2 separate regions of the Mus musculus genome follow, and region 1 is linked to region 2. The links are chromatin loops, found by intact Hi-C in ENCODE. Cell type or tissue: gastrocnemius. All regions are shown on one strand.

Region 1 (2,500 bases), 140 kb after region 2:
TGAATAGTAGGGATACAGATTCTAGTCCTCACTCATGCTTTTTTTTTTTTCTTTAAGATTTTTTTTTTAAGATTTTATTTATTTTATATATATGAGTACAGGGTCACTGTCCTCAGACACACCAGAAGAGGGCATCAGATCCCATTACAGATGGCTGTGAGCCACCATGTGGTCGCTGGGAATTGAACTCGGGAGCTCTGGAAGAGCAGTCAGTGCTCTTAACTGCTGAGCCACCTCTCCATCTCTTTTTAAAGAAATTATGATTTTTTTTTTTAATTTGTGGGGAGCTGGCCTGTGCCATGGCGTGTGTGCGTCTGTGTGTGTGTAGATCACAACAAAAATCCTGCACGTAAGTTCTCCCATGACATTTGAGTCCTGAGGAGGGAACCTGGGTTGGCTTGCTTGGCTGCAAGCACCTTTGTCCACTGAGCCATCCTGCTGGCCCCCAGGTGGCTTTGAGAGAAGCTCCTTTGTAACAAATCCTGTAGGGACGCCTTCCTGTCAGCTTCTTTTGTTATGTGTGGATAGCTTCTTGCCACGAGTTACTGGAAGGGTCTGATCTCTGGAGTTCAAAATGTCTTTTCTCTTAGTGGTCCTGATGAAATTGGGCTTAGGATAACCTTTGCCAAGGGCACTGGAACAACTTTCCAGAGTCTCATAGCTGAGCCTGTTGTGAAGGGCAGTGTCACTGATTTTCCTGTCCCCTCTCCATCATCAGACTCCTCTATTTTATTACCATACTTGTTTGGGCTTCATGCACTGGGTCTGCTGCTCAGCCTCTGAGTGCTGGGCTGGCAGGTGTGCTCCGTCTGCTCTAATGGGGCAAGTGGACGGACGGACGGACGGACGGACGGACGGGGGGTCGGGGAGGCACCGTGGAGCTGGGTCCCCGCTGCCCTTCCTGTACCTCTAGACACAGCCCTGACCAGCTGCGGATCTGATGTCCCAGGGGTACACTACTGTCCATCCACCAAGGATGTCTAAGGAAGTTCCAGGCTTAATTGGAGTGTGTACTAGGACTCTCAGTCTGATGTTAATTAACCCAAAATGAGAGAGAGAGTTGGTAGGCACCAGTGAGGACTGGGGCACGTCCCTGAAAGGCTTCATTAGAAAGCAGCTTTACAAATGAACTCTGCTCATCTGCTGTACCCATGGGCCCTGCGGGCTGCAGAGTAACCTGAGGTGGCGGTGGGGCTGTGGGGGTGTGGTGGCTTCGCCTGACACTTAGATATTTGGCACTGGGTGACAGGGAGTCCCTAAATTTAAAACAAGACAGAACATACAAACCGAGACGGATGTGAGGGAGGAGAGAGTTACAGGGAGACCAGTGTTTTTCTATTTTTGATACCTGCCTGGGAGCAGATGACAGGTACTCCCTCTGGTGGACACTCCCTCCCTCCTTCCCTCAGGACTGGCAAGCCAGTCTTCCCAGGCAGAGAAGACACCCTGGACCTCACGAAGCTCCCGGCTGTGGCACCAAGTATTTCTGAAGTATTCTGACTCAGCCACCTCCTGTTTCTTGTGACTGAGCTTGCTCTTCAGGGAATGTCACATCCCACTTTGCCAGTGGCATGCTTCCTGTTTCCTTTATGGGCCTCGCTAGTTGGCTTGTTCCTGAATCTAGACACTTAGGATTCATTAGTGAACAAACAGAGGAGAGGTGAAGGATGGGGTAGGGTGGGGTGGGGATGTATACAGTCAAAGCATATCACTTGCACGTGTGAAGATGCCATCATAAAGCCCCTTAATTTGTAATAAGGTATTTTGCTAATAAATAGTGAAGGAAATAGCATCTCACAAAGTTATAGCATGCTATCACAAGCAAGATACTGACATTACTGGGGGATGGGGTGGGGAACAGAGGCCTGGAGAGGTATGTCTTAGATGGTTGGAACAGGATAAAGCTGGACACAGTGACAAGTGTTGTGCACAGCATTCTAAGAGCCACTTAATGATGCCTGAGATAAGGCACTTAAACTCCGTCAGCCACATGGCACGGCTCCCTCCACTTTACAAGCGGTAAACTTCCCGTTCTTCCAGCTAACCCTGGGTGGAGCCGGGATTTGAACCCAGAGAGAGATAGTTGACTGCAGGTTTGTGGTCATAACTACTTAGTTGTAGTGGCTTTTTGAGAGACACTGGTAAGTGTGATTATGGAAGTGATTGGTCCTGGGTTCGCTGTCTTGCCTATAGGAAATAGTTTGATCCAGTCTGGTCTTTCCGAAGCTGTTTAGCCAGCTTTCCTCACCTCTTTTCATTCTCCGTGAGAGCCAGTCTAGGATGCTCTGGTGCCCTGGCGTGCATTCTCAGTAAAGCTGTTCTTTCCCTCCCTTAGCTGAGACGGGAGAAGATTGACCTGGAAAACACACTGGAGCAAGAGCAGGAGGCGCTGGTGAATCGGCTGTGGAAGAGGATGGATAAGCTGGAAGCTGAGAAGAGGTGTGTGTGTGTGTGTGTGTGTGTGTGTGTACACACGCGCGCACGGAAGACTCCTGTCTGT
Region 2 (2,500 bases):
CCATGAAGTCCCTCAGGGGAGAGGTGATGTACAAAGGAGGTTCTGCCTCTTTAGAGTCTAGGGTCTGCACTTTCAAGGAGCCAGAATTTAAAAGGAACTTGAGGAATTCCATACATGTTGATTAGAGAAGGAAGTCTACGTAGATACAGATTCAGGAGCAGCAAAAGATAATTTGCTATCCTGTGTCATCTTAGTTAGGGTTTTACTGCTGTGAACAGACACCATGACCAAGGCAACTCTTTTTTTTTTTTTTTTTTTTTTTTGGTTTTTCGAGACAGGGTTTCTCTGTATAGCCCTGGCTCTCCTGGTACCAAGGCAACTCTTATAAGGACAACATTTAATTGGGACGGGACTGGCTTGCAGGTTCAGAGATTCAGTCCATTATCATCAAAGTGGGAGCATGGCAGAACCCAGGCAGGCATTGTGCAGGAGGAGCTGAGAGTTCTACCTCTTGTTCCAAAGGCAAACAAGACAAGTCTGGCTCCCATGTGGTTAAGAGTGGGGTCTCAGAGCCCACTCGCACAGTGACACACTTTTTCTAACAAGACCACACCTCCCAATAGTACCACTCCCTGGGTTAAACATTTAAACCACCACATGTGTATACCTGATGAGGTATGCAGTCTTTATTTTCAGAGTAGGGCTAGAGGTAAACACTGGCAGCATCAAAGTCTTAGAAACGAATGTCTAGATTTACTCTTGATCTATAAAACCCCTCCAGATGTCTGTGTACACATTAAGCTTTGGGAAGCATGCTCCCAGGACCCATCGTTGGCACTGTGGCTTGATCGAACGCTAGAACTAACTAGAGAGTTGGCGTGGGAGTGGTTGCTGGTTTTCATCACTGGCCCCTGTGGGCGTGGCGTGGACTGGACACTGGGGCTCATTAAGTCATATTGTACAGCCATAAAGTTTGAGAACCAGGAGAGAATGTGACTCCAGTAGATGTGAGAGATAAATCCTCCAGTGTGTACTGGGCTCAGAACAAAACAAAAAGCAAACAAACAAACCTGAGTACTTCCATGGGACTCTAAATTGGCTCTCAGGTCAGCACCTGAGCCTTTGCTAGATCTGGAGCCGTGTTTTGTAAGTATCATTTAACATGTTTCTTAAAGTGACAATGAATCAGTATCAGAGTATCTGTGATATTCTTTCTACACTCCCATTTTTTACATTCAGAAGGCTACGCCTAGCCCACAGGCACACCCCTCCTTCCAAGGTTTCTGTTTTTTTTTTTTTTTTTTTTTTTTGGTTTTTCGAGACAGGGTTTCTCTGTGTAGCCCTGGCTGCCCTGGAACTCACTCTGTAGACCAGGCTGGCCTCAAACTCAGAAATCCGCCTGCCTCTGCCTCCGGAGTGCTGGGATTAAAGGTATGCGCCACCACTGCCCGGCATCCTTCTAAAGTTTCTTAAGTTCTTTCTGTTAGCTGTGCTCACAGAGCTCCAGATTCCATTTCTGAAATGTCATCGTGGAGCCTGTCCACAACATCCCGTCCATCAGAGGGCGCTCTCACCTCAGGTGGTTTTCTAGCAAGTTGCTTAGCCAAGGTCCTCGTCCTCTCTGTGCGATGCTGTTCTCGGTAGGAAATGTTTTGCCACACTAGCATTGCTAAACCCATGGGGTTGGGACCTACATTCTGGCCACCTAAGAACAAGAAAGATTTGAAGGATGACTACTGCTTTTTAAAAATAGCAACATACAGAGGGCAGGATATAATTAACCCAATATTAAGAAGCTGTAAAAACGGGGCTAGAGAGATGGCTCAGCGAATAAGAGCGCTGACTGCCCTTCTGAAAGTCCTAAGTTCAAATCCCAGCAACCACATGGTGGCTCAAAACCATATGATCATGAGATCTGATGCTCTTGTCTGGAGTGTCTGAAGACAGCTACAGTGTACTTACATAGAATAATAAATAAATCTTTATATATATATATACATATATATACACACATATATATATACACACATACACACACACACACACATATATAAAACAAAAAGCTGTAAAAGCCATCCACTCTGTCTAGAAAGACAATATTGGCTTACACTGAGAAGAGACAGGCTTTGTTTTGTTTTTTAATACAAATTTAACTTGGGACGTTAGCTTGGTTATTAGAAAATATAAAGAAATGGGTGAGAGTTCACCCATCCTGTCTCATGTTTGTAGAAACTTACTAGACCTTATTAAACTTGTCATAGAAGAGGTGGGTTAAAATTTCACATCCCAAGGAAACTGGGAGACTCAAGGGCAAGTTTAGATAAAACTGCTGCGAGTTTGCCCAGAGTGAAGAGGGCAACCATGATTGAGCCACCTAAGCAGCCTGGTGCCTGGAAGATTTGGATTTAATGACAGCAACCAAGGTGTGAAAATCCTGATCGACAGGGTTTGCCCACCCTCTGTAATTGGATCTACTGAAAGTGAGTCACTTTCTGTCCTTGGAGGAGCACAAGTGTTGAAATCTCAGAGGAGTGGGTACTTTGGTGTTCTTGGCTCCAGT

Evidence for each region. Peaks named below come from ENCODE experiments on the same cell type or tissue, not always from the same donor. Only the 100,000 strongest peaks of a DNase experiment are listed, where the experiment ranks them.
Region 1: it touches region 2 in a loop (9-fold over the local background); 12 of 42 quality-filtered maps call a loop at or near these places.

The regions. Positions count from the first base shown.
Region 1 is chr10:70,164,667-70,167,166 of GRCm38, forward strand. It overlaps Ccdc6 (coiled-coil domain containing 6), which reads left to right. Exons shown (of 9, transcript NM_001111121.1): 4 at 2,336-2,439. Among named protein-coding and RNA genes, the nearest start is that of Mrln, 39 kb to the right of the region's middle. In gastrocnemius, a CTCF peak has its summit at 1,393 (motif pointing left); a DNase peak (open chromatin) is centred at 1,386; H3K4me3 peaks cover 494 bases; H3K27ac peaks cover 1,809 bases.
Region 2 is chr10:70,020,360-70,022,859 of GRCm38, forward strand. All of the region lies in intron 42 of Ank3 (ankyrin 3, epithelial), which reads left to right. Among named protein-coding and RNA genes, the nearest start is that of Ccdc6, 76 kb to the right of the region's middle. In gastrocnemius, a CTCF peak has its summit at 1,499 (motif pointing right); a DNase peak (open chromatin) is centred at 1,500; H3K27ac peaks cover 1,897 bases.